Linked DNA regions of Mus musculus: all the other regions are linked to region 2. Evidence: chromatin loops called from intact Hi-C (ENCODE). Cell type or tissue: heart. All regions are shown on one strand.

Evidence for each region. Peaks named below come from ENCODE experiments on the same cell type or tissue, not always from the same donor. Only the 100,000 strongest peaks of a DNase experiment are listed, where the experiment ranks them.
Region 1: it touches region 2 in a loop (7-fold over the local background); 5 of 42 quality-filtered maps call a loop at or near these places.
Region 3: it touches region 2 in a loop (2.8-fold over the local background); 4 of 42 quality-filtered maps call a loop at or near these places.

What each region holds. Positions count from the first base shown.
Region 1 is chr6:17,194,696-17,202,695 of GRCm38, forward strand. It overlaps D830026I12Rik (RIKEN cDNA D830026I12 gene), which reads left to right and starts at 3,056. Exons shown (of 3, transcript NR_102305.1): 1 at 3,056-3,095; 2 at 7,038-7,440. It overlaps Gm52892 (a long non-coding RNA gene), which reads right to left and starts at 4,876. Exons shown (of 2, transcript XR_003956407.1): 1 at 4,703-4,876; 2 at 4,221-4,563. In heart, a CTCF peak has its summit at 3,007; a DNase peak (open chromatin) is centred at 3,216; H3K4me3 peaks cover 468 bases; H3K27ac peaks cover 1,390 bases; H3K27me3 peaks cover 3,096 bases.
Region 2 is chr6:17,277,223-17,285,222 of GRCm38, forward strand. It overlaps Cav2 (caveolin 2), which reads left to right and starts at 3,963. Exons shown (of 3, transcript NM_016900.4): 1 at 3,963-4,288; 2 at 4,673-4,860. The coding sequence starts at 4,139. In heart, no CTCF peak of the experiment used is centred here; DNase peaks (open chromatin) are centred at 3,969 and 5,119; H3K4me3 peaks cover 1,866 bases; H3K27ac peaks cover 1,835 bases.
Region 3 is chr6:17,220,137-17,228,136 of GRCm38, forward strand. No RefSeq gene overlaps it. Among named protein-coding and RNA genes, the nearest start is that of Gm52892, 25 kb to the left of the region's middle. In heart, a CTCF peak has its summit at 3,802 (motif pointing right); DNase peaks (open chromatin) are centred at 4,935 and 6,575.

The DNA of each region.
Region 1 (8,000 bases), 83 kb before region 2:
CACAACATCATATGGTGATCTCTCTCCAAGGGTCTCCAAGACATGTAAGGTAGGCCTAGTCTTCCAGATCTTCAAGTGACTGTCTTGTGGTCCCTATCACCTATATCCCATGCTGTGTATCCTTTTCGGGTAACTCAGTTAGTTTGGTCAGCGTTCATTCAGTTGTATGTCATATCTCCTCTCTCACTCCCATCTGATTTCTTGACATTGTCCACTGAGCAAGGTAGGCCCTTTACAGTTGAATTCCAGGCATCGTTTACTTAATGTCAATCATTTATCATTGCTAATGTCAGTTTTACAATAACCCTTAAAAGGTGGGTTCCGTGATTACATTTTATAGATGCAGAAGGAAAGCTTCAGAAAGACAGACTGTTTACCCCAAACCAGAATCCCGGTGCCCTGAGTAATGGCTTTGTTAGATGTACAATCCTAATCAATGAAGCACTTTAGCTGTGACTCAGTTTCTTCTTATTCTAAGAGGAAATAACAGTGAATGTCAGGCTTGTTGTCTGGATAAAGGAAATAGAGTGAGAGAGTGAGCATAAGCTTGTCAAACACTGTCAAAGCACTGCTCGAAATCTAGGTACGTACCACCTGAGAATTCTTAGCCTTATAGACACTGGCATTATTTCAAATAATATGTATTTTTGAACTACAACATGATCCTCTTGAAGTTTTAATATTATATGTGCTCATACTACAATTTTAACCAAATTTACTTTTGTGGCTCAAGACAATTAAAATGTGATCTTGTCATAATGTTCTAACAACTAAAAATACTTATGTGCTTCTAGAAACCTAGCAATAAACATCTAAAACCAGAAGCTCTCTTGTGAATCTCTTTGCTCTACTTAAAGATAGGATAGCCTCAGAACAAGATTCTAAACTTCAGGAAACGTGCTTCTGACACTTACTACATGCTAAAACTCTGTGCTAGGCACTTAGGACCTGAGATAGGCAAAGGGGCTTCCTCAATCTCGAGTAGTTTATAGCTAAAAATAGGCAGCTGTCATCTGGGAGAGTTAATATCCTCCTGCTAAGCTTCATTAAACAGCAATAAGAGAATGAGAAACTCTATCCTGTGGCTTCTACCCCACAAGATGATTGTATCCTTAGTCAACCTCGTGCAATTATTCCAAGATTAAGGAATATATTTATTTGTTGATTGCATATTTTGAGCGAAACCAATAACAACAGCTCCATCCCATGCTGCTGAGATCACAGGCTGTGATATAATTGTCACTAGGCTGAGTTGCTAAGTATAATAGTCCCGTTTTCAGGATGGGGAAAAGGGATGAAATGGACAAAGATTATTAGGGAGAACAGCACAGTTTGTGAGGAAAGAAACACAATCCCAAGACCTGACCTGAGCACATGATCTTCATGTCAGATATCTATACCGCCTCAGTAAGGGTTTAGGGATGTGTGTACACAGCTAGCATAATTCAACTACACATCTCCAGATACTGTTCAATATTTTATATAGCAGTGTGCTACCATCACTAAAAACAACAACAACAATAACAACAACAAAACCCCCCACTAAAACAAAAGAATTTCCTGTTACTTTTTTTTAATAAAAATGTATCTTTAGTAGTGTGAGTGTGTGTGTGTGTGCACATGAGTATGGGTGCACATGGATACTAGAAGAGTGTGTTAGGTCCCCTGGAGCTGGAATTATAGGCAGTATTGGGCTGCCTGCCCACTGTGGGTGCATGGGACCAAACTCAGGTGCTCTGCAAGAGCATTACACACTTTTATCCAGTGAACCATGTCTCTGATTGAACATGTTTAACCTCCTCAGGTCACATTCATTTGAAAATGACTGCTAATAAGAGGGAAAACTTAGGAAGCATATTTAAGATGTTCTCAAGTGCATCCTGAAAACTCTGCCGAAAATGCTTTTCCTCTTAGCATGTGTATCTTAGTTACTTTCTGTTGCTCTGATAAAACATCATGGCAAGAAACTCCTTGAGGAAGAAACCGTCTATTTTGGCTTATGATTGGAGAGAGAGGGGTCCATACAATGAGTGTAGACACGGCAACTGGCAGCCAAACTGCATCTGAGGGATCACGGTTTCAACTCCAGTTGGCAGAGAAAGCCAACTAGAGCTGGTTCAGGTGAGGTTGTAAACTCTCAGAGCCTACCCTCAGTGACATCTTCTAGCATGGCTCTACTTCATAACGGTTCCATAACCTCCTGAATGGCGCCACCAGCTGGGTACCAAGTGTTTATATGGATGAACCTGTGGGAGATGTTGCTCATTCAAATCACCATGATGTGTAGATAATTTAAGAGATGAGGATGTTAAAGGTATCCACCTTGCTGGCATCTGTGCCAGCTAGTTACACCAGGTTATGTATGTGTGCATGTGAAATTTCCCACCTTTACATACACTTATTTTGGGCAAACACTGCCATTCCCTGTCGCTGAAGAGGATCTATATCTCTTTACTTAGAAAGCATATGTACACACACACACACTCACACACACAGTGGAGGAAATTGATCTATTTAGCTATTATCATTTGAAAAGCAGGAACTTTTTTTATTTAACACGTATACATCTTAAGATAATTGAGAAAGTGCTTCTACCAAGTATATTTTTGGGTGCAGGACGACAGACTAATGATGTGAGTTTCTCTGTAGGCAGCATCTATTTAACAAACCTTCAAAAGAGCACCTTTTATCTAGCAGGCCACTTGAAGGAAACAAGAATGTAAAAGAAAGGGTGGTGAGCACCTAACAGTGAAATAAAAGGAGACAACTACATGGCCCTTGTGGAGATTGCTCAACAATGGGTTTCAATGAAATAAGAGAGGAGAACCACACAGCCCAGAACACATCATCAAGCCCGATAGTCAATTGAAAATTAAGTCTCTCCACTCCTTCTTTTGTTTGTAATTAATGGCTCGATGGCAGGGTGTCATTTTCTACTCCCCTTGCAAACCAAGGAGGTAGAAACCCTGGCAAGATAAATACTCTGACCACTAGGTGTGTTTTCGTTTCTTCTGGTTGCTGGGATATGCGGGGCTGGCAAACGGTGTTCCCAGTCATTTTAGGAACGCCCCTTCTTTCCTCTTCTCCTTAACAAGGTTAGTGAGATTCGTGCGGCTGCATTGGGAAGGGCCTTATCACTGCCGGGTGATCGCTGTTCCAGCCCTGGACAATGAGGGTTCATCCAAAAGCACGGCTTCCTTTCTGCTCTGGACAGGAAGCCCTGCCTGTGTCAGCCGCGAATGCCTCACGCAGTGCCTGGCCAGGCAGCAGCTGGAGAGCTGAGAGGAAAACAATTTCTAGACCTGGTGTTTGTGCAATAAAAGACCGGGTGGTGATGCGATGGGAAAGCTAAAGGGGAAGTTCGGAAATCGTTCACTGTTGTGATAATTTGCCTGGGACGGAGAGAATTGTGAGATTCAGAGGAGAACTCACAAACAAGAGGTTGCCTTCTGTCCAGCCCTAGTATGAGGCTTGCTGTAGGCTGTTATGTAAGGTTGGTTGATTATCACTGGGAAGCCCGCTCTTTTCTGGAAGGAAATGGAGGACTAGTGGATGTGGGGAGACAGGAGGTACTGGGGCGGAGGACTGGGGGAGAGGAGTAGAAAGGGAAACTGAGGTTGGGCTATATTGTAGAGAAGGATGAAGAAGAAAAGCACCTCTCAAGCTAAGAAAACTAAGACGTGGGGAAATGAAGGTACAGTAAATCTCCATCTTAGCCTAGTAAATGCATTTAGAGGGATTTGCGCCTCAGACCAAAGTCCTAGAAGTGGGGTTTGAACTCTTGAATTCTGATGTTCAGTTACAGAAGACTGAATTGCGTCCCACAATCAACAGTGTGTATGGAATGTTGTTAAGACATCACCCGCAGAGACAGTTAAAATGATAAACGGCAGCAATTGCGTTCCCTGTATATTTTATTTCCAACTGCATCACTGGAAAGAGAGGCGTCGATTGTGAGATTTGTTAGGATTCCTTCAGATGCCCCAGAGAAGGGAGTGAACACTGTCTTCAGTGTCCTGGAGCTGAAACAATGAGGAGAGAACACAGGACAGGTTCCTGCCATAGTTAAGGATTTGGACCTAGTGTTCTCTGCAAGCCTGGGGCTGCTAAGGCATGGGGGTGGGGTGGGGGGAATAAAAGGGTCAAAGCAAGGTCACAGAGAAAATATCTATATTTGGATGAAGAAAAGAGAAGAAAAATAATTTCACTAACTCCACATCTAGATAAAAAAAATCAAAGGAATTTAATAAATCTAGAGGCCTAGGGATGAACAGGGACTCGGTTGAGGCAGAAGGGAGGGGCAGAAATATGCATGGGCAATTAAAACTGGAGAGTTGGCAACGCTTTAGTAGTTGAGAGACAATTTTCGCAGACAAATGAAAGCTGAACGCAGACTGGCAGAAGAAGGACTGGCTTGTGGAAGAGCAATCGGTGAGGCAGCCGAGGACACATGCGCAGTTAACCTTTCCAAAAAAACATGGTCGTGGAAGGAAGAGCCAGAGTTTCTGCAAACCTAGAGGACAGGGCTGCTGAGAAGCTAAAGCTCTGACGGTAGGAACTTAACTGCAGAGATAAAGACCGTTAAGGAAAAGTCAGTGAATTTCCCTTTGTCCCCAGGGAAAGGAAACATCCCATTTAAAAGAAAAGTTACAGATCCAAATGACAGGAAGTCCAGCTTCAGGTTGCTTCTGTCTATACTCACGTAGGGGAGCCAGTCCTCAGGCACTCTCTGCTGCCTTAAAGTGAGATTTGAACCCACATCTCAAGCACGGATGTGTTTGGTTACCCCGCTTCCTTTTGGTGGAGAGGTGAGCTTCCTATGGAGAGCCACAGGCATCTCTGCCTTGCCTGCCTCCCTCCTCCCAGACTACTCAGGCCCTCCTCCTCCTCCTCTTCCTCCTCCTCCCCCTCCTCCTCCTCCCCCTCCTCCTCCTCCTCCTCCCCCTCCTCCTCCTCCTCCCCTCCTCCTCCTCCTCCTCCTCCTCTTTCTCTTTCCCTTCTTTTTTTAATGTCCATAGCTGAGTATATCTTATAGGTTGTAGCACAACAGATTTAGATGACTCAAACGAGCTGTCTCTAGCAACTAAGGCAGGATTCAGAGTGCTGGAAATAGAGACCAGGCTTTAAAGAGAGAGGAAGGGAAAGTTCCAGAGGAAATCCAGATCATACTGGATTAATGAGGACCTGAATGGTGGTAGGTGATGGGGTTTCCTGTGTCAAAAATCTGTTCAGACTGTCAGGGCTCCCTCAGAGACTTAATAAACCAGAGAGGCCATCTGAGGATTCACAGAAAAGAGAATTCACTGCTCCAATATAAGACGCATGAATGCTTCATTCATAAATATATGTCTTATACACAGCAGTTAGTATATATTTTATATTTCTTGAACTGATTGATAAGTTCATGAGTCATGCCACATTCTTTAATTCTTATGGTAAGTTGGGAACTACATGTTAATTTGTACGTTTTTATCTCATATGTGATGAAATGAAAAAGAACTCGCAGGTTTTCCTGCATGATATGAATAATATCAAAGCCCTGTCTTTCCATTTAATTATGATGTGAAGTCCCACTTGCACACTGCCCTGCATTCTCAAGTCCCCAGTTGTCATGCTTGCCAGCTGGGAGCTCTCTGGAAGCGAAACTCCTTCTGCTCTCCTACACCCTGCATACCTTGTAGTAATAGCTGCGCACCAAATGTTCTACTGATTTGAGATTGAACTTGCTTATCTCGGCTCTATGTAACAGCTACCTTTAGGGCTTATTTATACCTCAAATTTTTGCCTATAGAAGGAATATGTTTTCCTCAGCTGTGGCAAGGTAGGTAATTTTTCTCTCAATTAAACAACCACTCTGAGAGCTGAAAGACAAAAATGTGGTTATAAAAACAAGTGAGTCTCCTGGCTGAAAAAGCATTTAAACAGATTAAAAAGATGTTTCAGGAAGAGGGAACAATAAGAGGACCAATGTAGAGTCAAGAAGGGTTGGAGCACTCATGCACAGACCCACTTGTCTGGGGACATAGACAGCCTTCAGTGACAGAAAGCACGAGAGGCCCCAGCATCCTCATCACATTTAGTAGTGCTAACCTCTGTTTCTCAATAGGTCCAGCCCTTTCCGCCATGGCTTTGCCACTTCAGCAAATCATCACAAACTGAAAACAGAACAAATGTACTACCTTTTAGTGCAAAAGAAAAGAAAACTAAAATAAATTTTACGTGACAGAAATTAAGAGGCGATTGGGGGCTGTTTACCTTCTGGAGACTCCAGAGATTCTCTGTTTACCTTTCCCTGGCTCTAGAGGCTGCCTAGTTCTCCAGCTAGTAACTGCTGCCTCCCCTGCAACCCAGCCCCATCTTCTGTCACCGATTATGTAGGTCATATCTCCGTCTTTGATTCTGACCCCCTCCCTTTCATTTGTCAGATACATATGGTGACATCAAATCCACCCAAGTTATCCAGGATGCAATGGTTTTAATTTCATCTATCAACTTTTCTTGATGTTTCTGTGAAACCATTTATTGAATAAGGTTTCCATCTGGGTGTGTATGACGCATGTGCATGTATGTGCACAGTATGAGCACAGCTAAGTAAGTGCACATTTGGAGGGCACAATTTAACATTAGGTGTCTTTCTGTATTGCTTACCTTTTTATTGTTATTTGATAGTCTCTAGCCAAGTCTGGAGTTTGATAATTTGGCTAGATTGGATGGCTTCAAAGTCCTAAGACTCTTCTGGCTTCATCAACCCAGTGCTATGATATAGGATATATAGAATATATAGGAATATATAGGATACACTTGCCACCACAGCCAGTTGTATTGTGGTACACACCCAGCACTGAACTCAGGACCTCACAGCTTATGCCAATCCCTTTAGAGACTGAGTCATCTCCCTAGACACAAAAGTTAATAATATTTTGAGTCCAAAAATTATCCTCCATAAGGAAGGTGGACCATTTTAAGTATTTGTACATTTTACTTGTGTTGTAAATACAATGAAACGTATCACACCTCAGTTTCTCTGTTGTTCACAGGTGGAGATGGTTTTGCTCAGACAAACTTTATTACCAGCACCAATGAGGGGAACCGAGAATTCTGAGCCACTGTAGCTGACATCACAGAACTCCAGCTGCTCTGTGGACTGTATCCTTTTCTACCTCTGTCCTTAAAAGCTATTGGAGCCCTTATTAAAAAAAAAAAAACTGCTGCTGTGTACTTAGAGAGCAACTCTTATTTCGAGTGATTCTTTTACCTGATAAGGCATTTGGATATTTATTCCTCTAACTCGACTCCAATCCCCCTATCTTTTTCGTGTTTTCCCAGGTAAAGAGGAAAAATCTCCAATCCACTCCCATCTGTTTGCCTCATCCAGCAGAGCTTCCAGGCCACAGAAGGCTCAAGACTACAATATAATTCCTGAGACTGCCAAGACCTTGGGTAAAAGATTAAGATAAGATCTTCATGGTTAAATTCCTTCCACATACTCTCTCTCTCTCTCTCTCTCTCTCTCTCTCTCTCTCTCTCTCTCTCTCTTTCTGTCCCTCTCTCTTTCTCTCTCTCTCCCCCTCCACTCTCCCCTCTTCCCTCTCTCCTCTCCCCACTCTCTCTTACCCCCTCTAAGAATATCACTGGTTATAGGCAAAAAATTCAGGTAAATTAGAAAATGCCACACAGAGCGGGAATCCAATGAGTTATTGCATAAACAGCCAGCTGCCTCACTGAAATCCCTGACTCACTCCACTTCTGGATAGAAGTCTGGGCTTCCATTTGCATTCATTTAAGTTGGAATTAGCTGTTGGCAAGTCACATCCATGTTAGGACATTCTGTAGAGAATAGAGAGCCAGCCTGCCAGAGAACACTCTCTGTGTTGAACCCATAGCAATCAGCCTTCGTGTAGAACCCGAAGAACTAGAGTCACAGTACAAATATATTGTTCTTTCAGTTCTATAATTCTCATGATGGCTGAAAACCTGCTTTCTAAAATTAGAGGCTGTCA
Region 2 (8,000 bases):
GCCCAGCTCAGGTGCCCTGCTATTTCTAAGAGCTAGGTTTTCTCACACAAAAAGTAATTCTGAATATTCTTGTGTATGACTTTTCTTTGGGCAGGGAGTCCTATTTGAAGAAAAAAAAAATTTAGCTGTCACTAATCCCAAACAAGCTAGTCTGTCTTAATATTAAACAAGAAATTCCTGGTCATGGATGCAAGATTTTTTACAAGGGACAGGAGAAAAAAAAAAAAAAAGACAGATGGCATGTAAAACAAAACAAAACAAAACCTGAGGAAACTTTCATTGAGTATCTGGCACCATTTCACATGTGTGACAGTTGAAGAACTTTAAGGACAAACACCTTCTATCTGATCTTTTAAACTTCAGGGGACAGGGTCCATTGTCAGGAGATGTCAGGAGATGGTGGAGGAAGAGGGTTAAGTGAGGAGAGGAAAAGGTATGAGAAACAAACACAAATGCACACGCACACACACACACACACACACACACACACACGCATGTACGTACACATGCACGGAGAAAACCAAAAACCTAGGGAGCTATTAATAATAACTATTAAGCTATTATTCAAAATCCACTATGCCATGGAGAGAGATCTGCTCAAACAAGAAGAAGTAACAGTGTTTCCAAATTTCTCAAACTTTGTTCTGTAACAGCAAAACCCTGATCAAGGCTGCTTTGTTTTCTTCTAACAGGGACATGGATTCCTCAATTAAAGTCACCTAAAATTTGGGGAAATTATTCAATAGGTGAGATTTGCCAAAAATCCCAGAACTTAATATGGTCTTAAGATGAAATATGAAGGATCAAGACATCCCCAAATTTATCGTTTTCTAGATATAATCATCTAAACAACCCATACATTTGTGAAGAAAAGTGTAGGGGGTATGGCAAACAGACAAGGTTTGAACATTGCTTCTGGGAGTCTCTTCATAGGTCTGTATATCTCTTAAACAATAACAATCTTATATTGAAATATTGAATGCTAATTATTTTGAAAAACTTAAAGAATAGATAAAGTCCTTATATTTAACTTTTTAAAATAAATTTATATGTAATGTTGGACTTAGCTTTTTTGTAGCTACAAAGATGTTTCACAATTAAGAATTGGGTTTTCTAATAAATTATTAGTACAATTTCAAACTTTGTCTTAAGCGAGGGTTTATTAGTGGGCAGTGAGGCCTCGGGTTTTTTCCTGTTCATGTGACATAGTTCAATAATGGTGAATTCCATGGTTCTCGGACTCAGAAAAGGCAGGGAAAGGTGACTTGGGTCCTCAGGGGACATTTGGCAATGTCTGGAAACATTTGGTGTTGTCATGACTGGGCAGTATTATCTGCAGCTAGTGAGGCAGAAGCCAGGGATGTTGCTAAATGTACAGTTCTTGGGATAAGCCCTCAAAGCACAGGGTGATCTGGCTGAAAATGCCAATAATTTGGAAGTTGAGCAAGCCTCCTTTAACCCAAGTGCTTTAAATATCAAGAAATTATTTCCATGAATAACCAGTTCCATGAATAACCAAGGAGTAGAGCTGTATGTGAACAATATGGGACACTAGAAGATGTGTTTGTGATTTGAGAAGAAAACTAAAGAGAAAAACTGATTTTATTCATATGTGTATCCATAAACACATTACAATAAGCCAAAAAAGATCTTTGTTACAGTGTAATGAGAAAATGAAGGAACGAAATCCTACTCACAAATACTAATTTATGATCAAGTTGTACTCCACCATAATTTTAATATGACACCTAAAACTCTTATTAGAAGGCAAGATACATGATAATAGCTAGAAAAAGACAGCACCAGCATTGATTTTATATGAAATTTAACGTCTCCTTCCTTATAATTGAATTGCTTTTGAGGCTCATTGGAGGATAATCCCGCACACTGGAAGTTCTAGTGTGGACTCGGCCATTTGGCTGCAACATCTTCTTTAATTTTTCTCTTTCTTAGAAAATCTATCAGTTTAGCATGAATAAGACCATCTTTGCTGTGTAGAATCATGCTGTTTTAATCCCCTTCAAAATAATGGTAGCTGCCATAGTATAAGAATATTCTAAGAAGATAAACAAAATCATTTTATAGAAAGGCTTAAAAAAAAACTTGAATTAAAATAGTGAACCGGGCAAGCATGTTATTAAAAATAAGAGTGTCATCAAGTCCCAACCCATGGTAGAGGGATATATTCAGTAAGTCAGTATGTGAGTCTTTCTCTATTGAATTCTTCATGGCATACGCCAACTCTAGTCAGGTTCTATTTTTATCATGGGCTTCAGAGACAACTTTTATAAATACCTATAATTTTACAAATGAATCTTTAACTGTAACTGCCCAATAAAAGACATGGCAGTTTTACCTCTCCATGGCCTGTCTCCACTGCTTGAAAACTCAGCAGTTATTTGCAATAGGTCTTTCAATTGTCCTAAGGAGGACAATGGAAATGTGAAGGTATCTGGAAGACTTGGAAGGGATGAAGCCCCAGGGTTAGATGTCTGGCCACCACCCTGACTGCAGCCATGCTTTTTCTTCTTCTTGAGAAAGACCTTACAACTTTGAGGAAATGTAAGCTTTACAAAAAGATTAAATGGATCTAAACTGTCTCTTCCAAACCCTGGAAATCAACATGAAGGCCTCCCCTTCAAACTCCTGCCATCGGGCGTAGCATCTAGACCCTATCTGATTCTCAGAAAGTCCGAATGAATGCAGGATGGTGAAGTGCTGAGAAAACAGTGAGTGTAAGGCCTATACCACCCCTTCGAATTAAAAAGGATTTAAATAAAACCAGGAAGGAAAAGTATAATCAGGGGGAGGGGGAAGCTTGAGTAACGGGACTCGGTGAGGGGGCGAGAGAAGAAGCCTCCAGGACGTGGGATTCAACCCTGCGCCATTCTGCATTACTGACATGATGACCCACACACTGCAGTGGAAGAAGATACACTCCCTATTCAACTATGACATTTAGAGTTTTGCCTTCCAAATATGTTCTCCGATCAGTTCCCAGGTTGTTTAGTTGGTTGTTTTGTAACTTGTATTACTCCCCAAATAGCCTTTCCTTTTCCAAAGAAACCTTCAAATCCATTTCCTACAAGGGATTTGATTTGTGCAGCAGGCTCTAAAGCCGGCTGTCCAGAGCAATGCCCATTCTTTGGTACTATAGTTTGGGGTCTGGGCAAACTGAAAGCATCATTCCATATCTATACTCACCAAGTTCCTATTTCGCGCAGGCAAAGTTTTAGGTTACCAGATGGCAAACTCTTTATGCCAACTCCTCCCTACTGAAGCTCTTGAGAGAATGGTCAGCGGGCTTATCCATGTACCATGATGTAGTTATATGCTTGTTTATGCTGCTCCTACGATGGCATTACAGACCTGTCTGCACGGCATTAGTTCCTGCAGTCTTTGAACAAAATCCTGATTTAAGGGAAAATCCAAAGTTAGTTGTAGTTTGGAGGCAGAAGAGCAGACCTATCCTTGGGGTATGATGGCAACAAACTCCTATAACAACTTACATAACCAACTCTGGGGAAACAAAAACAAAACGAAAGGGCTGCTGCAGTCCATTATCTATCAACAAGGTACGCCTTAGCCTCACGATTCAGCTACAATGCTTGCTGTGAGTTGGGGACCAAGTAAAAGTTAGGAATTAACATCTCATTCTCTCAGGATAGCTCTGAGGAGCAGGTGCCACAACTCTAATCCAACCAGTAGATGCATGTAGACTTCCCTAATGCTTGCCCCCTAGCACCTCCAGACCTTCTTCCAGTACACACACCTCCCTGACCAATCTGTCTGCCTTTAAGCATCCCTGTTCGGACTGCAAGCCAAGTGGCCCGGGAGGTCTGCTTTGCCCGGCTTCACCAAGCCAGGAGATGACTCATCGAGCCGGTTCCCCGGGCTCCTTGGGGCTTTGGCAAACAACTGGAGAGGTGCCCTCCCTCCCCGCAGGCCCGGCGGGGCGGGGCGGGGTTCGGCCAGCCAAGGCTGGGAGCGGGAACCGGCAGCGGGAAGCGGCCGCCGCCCGGGCAGCCCGAGGCTAGGCAGGGCGAAGCCAGGCGGGGCGGGGCTGAGCGCCACGGGAAGGGGAGGCAGGGCTGCCTAGGGACCGAACGACCGAGCCACTCTTGCAACGCCAGCCACGATGGGGCTGGAGACCGAGAAGGCCGATGTGCAGCTCTTCATGGCCGATGACGCCTACAGCCACCACAGTGGCGTTGACTACGCAGATCCTGAGAAGTATGTTGACTCGAGTCACGACCGGGATCCTCACCAGCTCAACTCTCATCTCAAGGTGAGTTTCAGGCTGGGCTATCACTCATCTAGGCTGGAGGCTGCTAAGGGTCCCTTGTATGCTGCAGGAGGATGACTCTTGACCTTCTCCCCAACAGTGGGGGTTGGTCCCATTGCTAATGCTGGTTCCATTGGCACTCTGCCCTGGTCCCACAGCCTTCAGGCTCCCTGAACAGCCACACAGTGTCCAACTCCTGTGTGCCCAGTGTCACTCTAAGAAAAGCTGAAGATACTCTAGCCAGGTCGCCTTTCCTTCGGACTTCCCCTTCTTAGAGTGCTTCTGCCACCACACCCCCCACCCCCACCAACTTCGTTCCCTCCCCACCCCGACCCTATCCCCGACAGGTTGGATGACGTCATGAGTCCTTGCATCTTGTCTCTGCAGCTAGGCTTCGAGGATCTGATTGCAGAGCCTGAGACTACACACTCCTTTGACAAAGTGTGGATCTGCAGCCATGCTCTCTTTGAAATCAGCAAATATGTGATGTACAAGTTCCTGACCGTATTTCTGGCCATCCCCTTGGCCTTCATTGCGGGTATCCTGTTTGCTACCCTCAGCTGTCTGCACATCTGGTGAGAGGGGACACATGGGTTGATTCTGAAGCTTACAGAAGTTTTTGCCACCTGCTCTCTGCTCTTCCTATTTCCCAGGGCCCATTTGCAGAGAAAACGCTTACATTAGTTCCCAAGGGTAACAAGACCTGAGAAATCTTGAAGGGCAGTGTGCTTTCTTTAGAATAATAGTCCCGGCTGAGAGTTTAAACAGAAGGAAGCAAGGGCCTCTTTCCTGGGTGTGATTTTTCCTTCCATGCAGAAGGCTGAGCTGAGTGTGGAGGTGGGGGCTGGAAGGCCACTTCCTGTCATAGGCTGCTCTCTCCAGGGCCTGTTGTGACTCGTGCCTGTGGTTCTGGGCAGGTCCTTTCCTCCTTTCATTGACTTTTATTCAGTCACCATCTGTGCTTGGGCAAAACAAACGTTGATCTCAGAGAAAACAGCGCTTACATTCTGACCCTTGGAGAAGGGCAGACTTTAGTAAAACAGTGCTATGAACTGAGCCACTCAAGTCTTGCTATTGGTAAATGGCAGCCATGAACCCAGGGGAGACAGGAGTGTTTACAATGATTGGGTTGAACATCTACCACGAACAAATAAAATGTTAAGCTATGAAACAAGGGGATAGGCCATTACATTATTGTTTCACTTATGAAGCACACACACACACACAAATGCCATCTAGTTACAAGAAAAAGAAATATGGAAACCAATCGAATGTTGGGATGTCTGTAAAGTTATTCACGTTCAAGATGCATCATAAGCTTTTTTAAGCACTCAAACTTGTCTTAAGGGAACTAGCCCACTCCTCCAAGAAATGTTTTTTGTGTTAAAGGTTACCCACTTCATTCAAAGAATCATCCCCAATGTCACAATAGTTTTCACGCTGGTACCTCAAGGTGGTCCTGGTGACACGTGTGACCCTAGATACCACCGTTTAGTTTTTCACATCATGGGGCATTGCCACATCCCAGGGCAGTCTCAGTGTTCAAAGAGTTATCCAACTTACTCCTTCTTTCAGTCTCGAGGTACACTTTGCTGTGTTAGCTCACTAGTTCTGCACACCAAGCCTATTAGGTGCTCAGTGTTGCTGGGTGAGAACACAAGCCTTTCTTCAGCTTGCCCATCACCAGGGAGGGGGATTTAGAAACAAACCCAAATGGTGAGAAAGCATGGTGAGCAAGCAATGGAGGAGCTGGGAAACAAGGGTAACTTTGTGAGGGAAAGGAATCTGAAGACCAAAAGAAGTCTTTTGGAAGATAAATATAAATTCAGATGACGAAAGGATAAACAAAGAATACCAATTCAGTCGCTTGAGGCTCTAAGCAGTCATCTTGAAAGGGCCAAAAGATTGCCAGAGAAGTGGAACTCTTTGCTTTCGTGTGTATGCAGGCCCACACAAGCATGTGTATGGTTATCTCATATGGGACATTCGCACATAGGTGATTTTTTTTACATGCCTAAATCAACATATAAAACTGTACATTCCAGCCGGGCTGTGGTGGCACATGCCTTTAATCCCAGCACTTGAGAGGTAGAGGCAAGCGGATTTCTGAGTTTGAGGCCAGCCTGGTCTACAAAGTGAGCTCCAGGACAGCCAGAGCTATACAGAGAAACCCTGTCTCATAAACCAAAAAACAAAACAAACAAAAAACAAAAACAAAAACAGCAACAACAAAATACAAAAAAAAACCTGTACATTCCAAATTTACTAAAATTGCCAACCGAATGACTAAATCTGTTATTTTTACTTTCAAAAACAGGAAAAGATAAAGGACCCATAACATACTGCAGCATGCTAGCTTTGATGCTCTCTGTTTATTGAGAACACTAGGTCTTCTCACAGCTTTGGGGGAAGAATTGACAAAAGATACGTTCTCATTTGCTAAATAGTGGAAAGATATCAACAGTACGACAATGTGCTAAATGTTGACTCCACCTGTCTTCCCTGGGAGTGGGAGGAGCTTTGTGTCTGGCTTCCACTGGTGAATCATCATACCACTTCCCTTTTAGAGACACAATATGTATTATTTAACTTCAGCTCATTTCTCAAATTGTATTCATGTGAGACATTAATATTTAACTGTCACATGCTTGTCACCGGGTAGCTATGAATTGGTGTTTGAATGTTACATTTTACCTTCATGAAACAATTATCATCAATGGATTGCATGCCCCTAACACATAAGCTGGATCGATTGCAAGGTTTATAGGAGAGTAGACTTGCTTGAGCAAACTTGGCTTTTTGTTTTGTTTTGTTTTGTTTTGTTTTGTTTTTCTTTTCAGACGTTTATTTTATATTTCTAAAACAGGGTGCTGTTCATTGTTAAACCACAGTTGAGAAAGTAAAAACTAAAGGGGCTTTTACCCAAGTCACAATGTCACCACAAACCTGATTTTAGATTTTTGTCTTGGTTGTTGTTATTGTTAGGACAGGGGTTATTTGGTTTATTAGCTGTTTTGTGTATTTGTGAACACGGAGCTCGATACGTTGCCAAGGTTGGTCTTGAACTCCTGGGCTCAAGCAGCGCTCATGCTTCAGCCTCTCCAGTAGAGCCATACATCACAACAGGTAGATATCATATTCTTCACCCCAGTAAATAACAAAAACTAAATTATAAACACCTGGTTATACTGGACCTTCAGCCAAATGTTCAGATCTTTAGGAATGGTGAGTTGGTTTTATTTGATACCTTGGTCAGATCCACTTACCATTTGCCAAGCAAGTTTGCTGATCATCATAACCGAAGAAATGTCACAGGGGCTCATTTTTTTTTTCTGGAATGCGATGAAAATAGATGCCAGGTTACTGGAAATGCACTGTTTAGTTTCTTGTTTCCAATACAGCATATTGCTGAGACAACACAGGCTTCAAGACACTGTAGTATAAAAACAAATACTAACCGCTGGCCCCAGGCTGGGTGTCCCGTGGCAGCACAGAGGACTATAGGTTAGGCCATTTGCATAAAAAAGCATTTGGTGATGCTTCAACACATTCATTTTCAGTCTAAACTGTGTGCAGATTTGGGAGAGAAGTCAGTCACAATGTTAAGAACATAACTCAAATTCTATAACCAACGACCGTGGAACTCTCTGATACAAAGAGAATAACTTGCAGAAAATAAAATAAGCTCACCACATCCAATGAACTGGAATCTTCA
Region 3 (8,000 bases), 57 kb before region 2:
ATAGTTGGCCAAAAGGATATCATGGAAATCCCCAAGCAACCCAATTTGTAAGAGTAATATGTTGCCCTCTACGAACTGACAGCAAGGCCCCATTGTCAAAGACAGCACCCATGCAACTCATTGAACTGGTGAGGTCAAGCTGGTACCTATATAAAACCTTCACCCACATGTTTGAGTGTCTTTGCTACACAAAAATTCTCTCCAGGCTAGCAAAAGAGAAACATAAACACCAACCCAGCCAGAAAACCTTGGTCTACAATTATGTATTGCCTGCCAAATATGCTAGAGTAATGGTGGTACCTACCTCATGGAAGTAACAAAGCAATGTCTGATTCGTCTTAAGACCCACTCCATGAGATAAAATCTATACCTAACACTGCTTGGGTGATCAAGAACCAGAGACTAGATAGTCCAGAGTCCTAGAGTAAAACCAAATACTACTGCTCTAAAAATAAATGTAAAAATGACTCATAATGACATTCTGTTATTCTCATTAGATCACTGCCTTATCCTGCTATCATCATAGTGGCTTCCTCCTGAAGCATATAGGAACAAGTTCAGAGCCAGAAATCGTGCAAGCAAAGAGAGAGAGAGAGAGAGAGAGAGAGAGAGAGAGAGAGAGAGAGAGAGAGAGGGAGAGGGAGAGAGAGAGAGAGAGGAGAGACCTTGGAACACAGCTGTAAATGGGATGTCTCCATCAAATATTTCACCTCAGAGCTCAGAGAACTCTTGGAGGAGGAGGAGGTTGAAGCAGAGTGGGAACTAGAGGAGATGGCAGACATCAAGAGAGCAAGTTTCTCTGAATCAGCTGAGCAAGGTTCACATAAACTCACAGAGACTGGTGCAGCAAGTGCAAGGCCTGCACATGTCTACAGCAGACCTTATGTATGTATGTATATATCTATATCTATACCTATATCTATACCTATATCTATACCTATACCTATACCTATACCTATACCTATACCTATATCTATATCTATATCTATATCTATATCTATATCTATATCTATATCTATCTATATCTATATATATAATAGCTAACAGTTTAGTAATTTTATGGGACTCTTTAGTATGTGAATGAGTAGGTCTCTAATTCTTGTAAATGCTCTCAGGACTCTTTTCTTTCTGTTGGTTTGTGCCATGCAACATTGATCTTAAGGTTTTTGTTTTATCTTATTATATTTTATTTTGTGGTTATGTTGTTATCTTTCTAATGAGAGTCAGAAAGGGAGTGGATGCAGAAACAATTACAACCAATGTGGGGAGAAATTGGGAGGAGTAGAGTAGAGGAAGAAGAAATTATAACAGATATGTTGTTCGGGGAAAGAATCAATTTTTAACCAAGTGGGAAGGGAGTCTTTCTAAAGCCTCCAAGTTGGTTGAGTATCACCTTCTTGAGCCCTTCATATTGCCATGGTGTCTTTGAAGGTGAACACTGTCATATTAACAAACTCATCTGGAAAATAAGCCTGGGCAGTATGCCTGTGAAAAAGTGTCTATATTAGCTTAGCCTACAGGTTTCTACAAGGGATTATCTAGAATAGGATATATCTAGATTAGGGTAACTGAGGTTGGAAAATTCACCTTGACTGTGGGAACCATTGTCTGTTCAGGCCCTGGACTTAATAGAAAGGGGGAGCCAAGCGTAGTAGGATCATCTGTCACTATCCACTTCCTGACTGTGGATGCAATGTGACCCGTCACCTCATGGCCCTGTCACCATGACTTGTACTGTGATGAACTGTATCCCTCCTTGAACTGTGAAACAAAATAAATACTGTCTTACTTAAGTTGCTTTTCTTCACACAAAAACACAACTCTAATCTCAAAGGGAATAAAGAGATGGTTTATTCTGGAACCCAATCAGTGACCATGGTCTGGGAACACATACTGAAGTCACCCCAAAGCCCAAGTTCCAAAGGAAAGGCAGTGTCATCAAGTTTTACTGGTAACAGAACAAAGAATCAAGACATTTTTCAAAAACAATTGTAGACGCATTGGTGAAGCTGCCCACAGGATAGTCAGGGGTCTGCTAAGTGAGTCCATCTCAAACATTTCACCTGCTGCTCACGAGGGTGTTAGATCAAACACAAGGGTGGAAAAGGAGTGGCATTAAGGGGAGCTAACATATAGCCCAGGATAAATTTTAATTTAATCCTGGACCTATAACAATCCAAACTCTCTAGGATCTTAAAAGTTCTTTTTTTTTCTTTTAATTTTAATTTACATTCTTTTCATACATTACACCTTCAACTGCAGTTTCCCCTGCCTCCATCTCTTCCAGTTTCCCTACCTCCTGTTTTCTCTAGGTCTATTTCTCCCGTTTCCCTTAAGAGAAAAAAATAGGCTGGCATAAATTACAATAAGACTAAGCACAAACTCTCATGTCAATGCTGAACCAGGTGAGCCAATAGTAGGAAAAAGGTCCTGAAGCAGGGAAGCATCAGAGACAGTCTTTGCTCACACTGTTACAAGCTCCACAGAAAGCCAAACTACACAACCATAACATATAAGCAGAGGGCCTAGCTCAGACCCATACATGCTACTTGATTGTCATTTCTATCTCTGTGAGCCTCTATGAGCCCTGCTTAGTTGATTCTGCGGTCCATGTTCTCCTGAGGTCTTTGACACCTTCTGGCTCCTAGAATTCTTCTTGCTCATCTTTATCCAGGCTCCACTGGATTTCCTTAGTATTTGGCTGTGGGTCTCTGTGTCTGCTCCCATCAGTTGCTGGTTGATGTCTCCTTGGTGACGACTGGGCTAGGCACCAATGGCTGAGGAACACTTAAATGATGTTCAACATCAGGGAAATGCAAATTAAAACTGTCTTGAGATTCTACTTCCTACCTGTCCGAATGGATAAGATCAAAACCAAAAATGGCAGCTCATGCTGCTGAGGATGTGGATAAAGGGGCGTAGTCCTCCACTGTTGGTGGGAATGAAAACGTATATATTCACTATAGAAAAATATGGAGGATTCTCAGAAAATTGAGAATCTATCTACGTCTAGACCCAGCTACATTGCTCTTGGGCATATACCCAAAGGATACCCTATCCTACCATAAGGACACTTGCTAAACTCTGTTCATAAATGCTTTATTTACAATAGCCAGAAACTGGGAACAACCTAGATGTCCCTCAACCAAAGAATGGATTAAAAAATGGGGTTCATTTATATAATGGAGTATTACTCAGCTGTTAAAAACAATCACATCATGAAATTTGTAGGCAAAAGGACAGAACTAGAAAAAAAAATCCTCCTGAGAAAGGTAACCTAGACCCAGAAACACAAACATGGTACGTACTCACAAATGGATATTATCTAAAAAGTATAAGATAATCATGCTATAATCCATAGATTCAGAGAAGCTAAGTAACATGAAGGGCTCAAGGGTGGGACACATGCATCTCGCTGGAAACAGGAAATAGATTTTGAGTGTGAAGTGAGGACAAATGGGGATGCAAACAGGGGGGTTCAAGTTGTGGGGAAACGGAGGGAGGGATGGGAGAGACAGCTGGAAAATTTAGGGAGCATTGTAGAAAACAAGTGCAGTGGAAACTCCTTGGAAACAACAAGAGTGGCCCTAGCAAAGTCTGCTAGTAATGGAGGATATGGATCCTGAACCAGCCATCTTCTATAATAAGGCAAAGCTCCCAACAGTGGGACTGGAATATCAACCCAGACACAAAACCCTTGACCTTCAATACATCCTGTTTGCAATATGTACCGGGTAATGGTGGCCCAGAACTTGTTGGAGTGGCCAAGCAATGACTAGACCAACTAGAGACCCTTGCCATAAGAGGGAGCTGTGGCCTGACACTGAGTGGAAGGTCAGGAAGTAGAGGCTGATCGGTCCAGAGACCAAGGATAGAACCAAATGAAACTGCTGAAAAAAAAGGCAATGAAATGAATCCTAATGATATTATACTATAGTCTTTAAAGTCCTAGCCAGCTAATCAGCCTTGAAGAAGGTTCAGTAAAAGGTTCAGCTCTTTCATACTTTGTCTGTCACAGTAAGAAACAAGTATCCCACACAGAATGTTTCTCTAGCAGCCTCTGAATTGTTTTCTAATGCTCTGTCACAGAATCTTTCTCTTTCTCCAGGCATGTGCTTTTAGTGTGTGGGTCAGGGTTGGAGTATGACAGATTGCAGGTGAGAGTTGAAGGGAGCCTCTGACTTGTCACTGTGGTCAAGGGTCATAGTGCCGTCTTTAGAGAGGCCATCAGTAAATCAAAGCAAAAAGATAATGTTAAACGTGTAAGGGATTTTAGTAAGAGGGGTTTTGCCATAAAGTATTTTAGTATTTATGGACTACTAAAACATAGCAGCATGTAAAAATATAACAGCAATAGAACAGAGAACCACAACCTGACATGTAGAACCATGCTGCTATACGCATATATGAATATTTCAAATGCAAAATCTGCCTAGAGTATAAAAGCTCTCTTCCTCTGCTGAGTCCAAGCGTCTTTTAGTCATCACTACTTTATGGGGCATGGAATAGCACTGAGATGATTTGCCATTCAAGACATGACAGTACCTAGGTCCCATAAAGCCTACATCCTACAGAGAGCTTTTGCAGGTGGCTCCCTCAATCCTAAAGTAACATCTGATCCCCCCAAAATTAACCCCTGCAGAGCAGTTCCCGAACGTTCTGGAATACCCAACTCTAAATGTCCAATGACAATTAGAAAATTACATGGCACTTGTGTTAAAGTCTCCTGGAATGAACCTGTAATACCACTAATGAGGGAGGGAAGAAAAAGAACTTTTGGATAAATTAAATGGTTAATTGTTTTCGAGAATCTTGGTCCAAACAGGGAAATGCCTCTTCAGAATGGCCCCCATCCTTTGAGGATACATCTGTATAAGAGAAGCAGGGCAAGGATGTGTGACTCAGAAATTCCACTCCCTAGAAGTCGGCATTTTTTCCTCTTAGCTGGGCTCACAGCCAGTGTAGCCACAACCTTAATAGACTAAGTGGAACTTCGAGTCGTATGACATCAGGAGGATAATCGTAAAGATAAACTGAAAATAGTGGGAGATAACTGACCCTCTAATATGACATGGATAAGTACAAATGGTAAGTTGAATTGGAAAACTGGTAAGAAGTTGCCATATGTGGGAAGTGTGAAGATTTGGTTGCTATAAGTGAAACCTCAGACTTTGGAAGGAGGAAAGATCTCGAATGTCATGAACAAATAAGTATAAGTGGAACCATCTTGGAAAGCATGTTGGTTCATACCTATAATCTTAACACTCAAGAACCCAAGGCAGACCATCCTGGGGAACATGGTAAGACCCTGGATGAAATCCCAAAACAAAGTAAAATGGTGACGTCATCCAAACAAAAAAAACTGGTTGGAGAGATACCTTAGTAGGTGGCATCTCTATAACCTAGCACTAGAGAATAGAAGCAGGAGAGATTTTATGGCTAAAATAGTCCAGATGAAGCAGTAAGTTCAAGATTCAGCGAGAGACTCTATCTCAATAAACAAGGTGGACAGTGCTGGAGAAGTCAACCTTTGTCCAGGACACTTGCAGCACAGGTAAGTATTCTGGCACACATATAACAAAACAGACACACACACACACACACACACACAGAGAGAGAGAGAGAGAGAGAGAGAGAGAGAGAGAGAGAGAGAGAGAGGGAGAGAAACAGACCAACAGACAGACAGACATGGGCACATGCACACACTCAGATACCCACCCACAGAGACCTACACAACACACACACACACTCATGGACACATGGACACATAGACACATACACACACTCAGACACCGACCCACACAGACCTGCACATGCTACACACACACACACACACACACACACACACACAGGGAGAGACAGATAGACACACATGGGCACATGCACACACTCAGACATTCACCCACAGAGACCTACACATCACACACACACACACACACACACGAGTAGAGAAACATCTACTGAAATAAAAGGGGTCCAAAGAATTTGACCAGAAGTGGCAGAATTTACAACCCTTCCAAGGTTTTCCAGGCTCTGTTCATCACAAATTGCTGACGCACAGCCAGCCCCGTCTCCCTGATGTAAACTAGACCACTTGCACTTGACCTGACACTTTGAATTTTGAATTTTGACAGAGGTTTAGATACTTTTTTATCTTAGAAAAATCTCCATATTTGGTCTCATTCAAAAATCACATCTGTAGGCAGAATATAAGCCTTAGCTAAGCACATCAGGTAGGTTTGAATAACTTTGTCTTCCTACCTATACAGATTTGGTAAATAAGAAGCCATGTTTGAAAACCCATCACTTCATTCATATAAGCTGTTGTAGAGGTCTTTTAATCCAGCACCACGGCTGCTCTGACAAGGGTTCATATTCAAAGATCTTCTAGGTCTATGTGATCCAGCTGGAATGCAGACACCGTCTGTGGGACACTGAACCATGCCAGGACACTTGGTAAGGCTGAGTGTGTCCTCCCAAGATCCAGGCACTTCCTGCCCCCACCCCACCCCACACACACTGTAGGCATCTCTCTGCTCCTTACTAACTTCCTGGCCCAGAACAAGTGGTCACATTCCCCACAATGGTCACGTAGCCCAGAACATAGTTCTCCGTGCTAATGAGGTATCTAGAGGCCCCGAGGGTTTAGTCAATAAGCTTCCCTTCCCGGACATCCCTTCCTGCAAAAGGTATTTAATCTCTGGTCCACCCTGAGGAGTTGGTATGCACACATTTTCCATGATGAACAATCAGTAAACAATTTGGAGCCAAGGACTGTCTCTCTTATCGAAAACCACCATTGGGGGCACGTAGAAAGCCTTCAGCTACAAAGCTGCTGCTTATGCTTCTGACAGATGCCCCCGCCCGCCACTCCCAGACAACTGCCACTAAGCTAAGGACTTTCACCGATGAGCTAAGCTAGAGTTCCCCATTCCCCTGGCCCTGGGCTCCTTATCATCCTCAGCCTGTGAGCCACGAACTCCATTTCTGAACTCCCCGAGATCCACTGGTGCCTGGATGGCCAGGAGTTTGGGAGCCACCGGCCCCCAGGGTCCTCAACGCGGGTTGAGGGACCCTTGACCTCAGTTCCAGACTCCTCTGTGTGAAACCCCAGCAGTGACTGGATGCCTGGGAATTAGGGAAAACCCAGCTTTGGTCTCCCACATCCTAGGCCGTGCTTCCTTCCCCCGTGGTTGGTGTTGCAGTGCTTCCCTAAAGCCCAGCACCAGACAGTGGCTGTGCTGGGTGAACGCAGTCTAGCATTTCCACATTCTGCGTGAGAAGGTCAGGATGCCAACCCACAACCCTCTGGTATGATCTGGCTAGAATAGACTCACCCTTAATACACACCTTTAATCCTAAACACTGAAGGTAAGGCTAGTTTGTAGAAGGAAGCAGCCATGTTTGAAAGTGAAGTCTAATTAAGAGTTAAGGTGACAAATCAGAGAAAGACACTAGGGTATGCCTAGCTCTCACGAGGACGGGAAAGAGGGGATAATTAAGATCAGAGCAGAGAGGGAGCAGTTTGTTCATGAGCTCAGTTGAGTTCACCCAGTCCGTTCAGTTGTTGAGTTCAGTTCCGTTGAGTACAACTCAGTGAGTCTAGGGAGTTGAGTTGAGTTCATTTGTTGAGTGGATTCATGAGTTCATGCAGAGGTAGAGAAAGCCAGAGTGTTAGAGGAGCCAGAAGATTAGAACAAATTGCCTGAGCTCAAGCAGAGCAATCCAGTGAGAAGCCAAGAGAAGCCAATTTGAATCAGTCATCTGGGAAGATTAGATTGTATGGAGGCTAAATGCTTTCGGGCCTTGGCCTAGGGATAGTTAGAACAGAGAAAGAAATGCCCTGGGTTCAGACCAAGCCAAGATGTGCACTCACTTAGCTTAGGTGCGACTCTCATCTCATCCCATCATCTGAGGAAATATAAGTGACATTGACAAGCTGTCTTTTGTTCCCTACTGTCTTGTCTTTTGTACTTATTCTTTTTTTTCTTTCTTTAAAA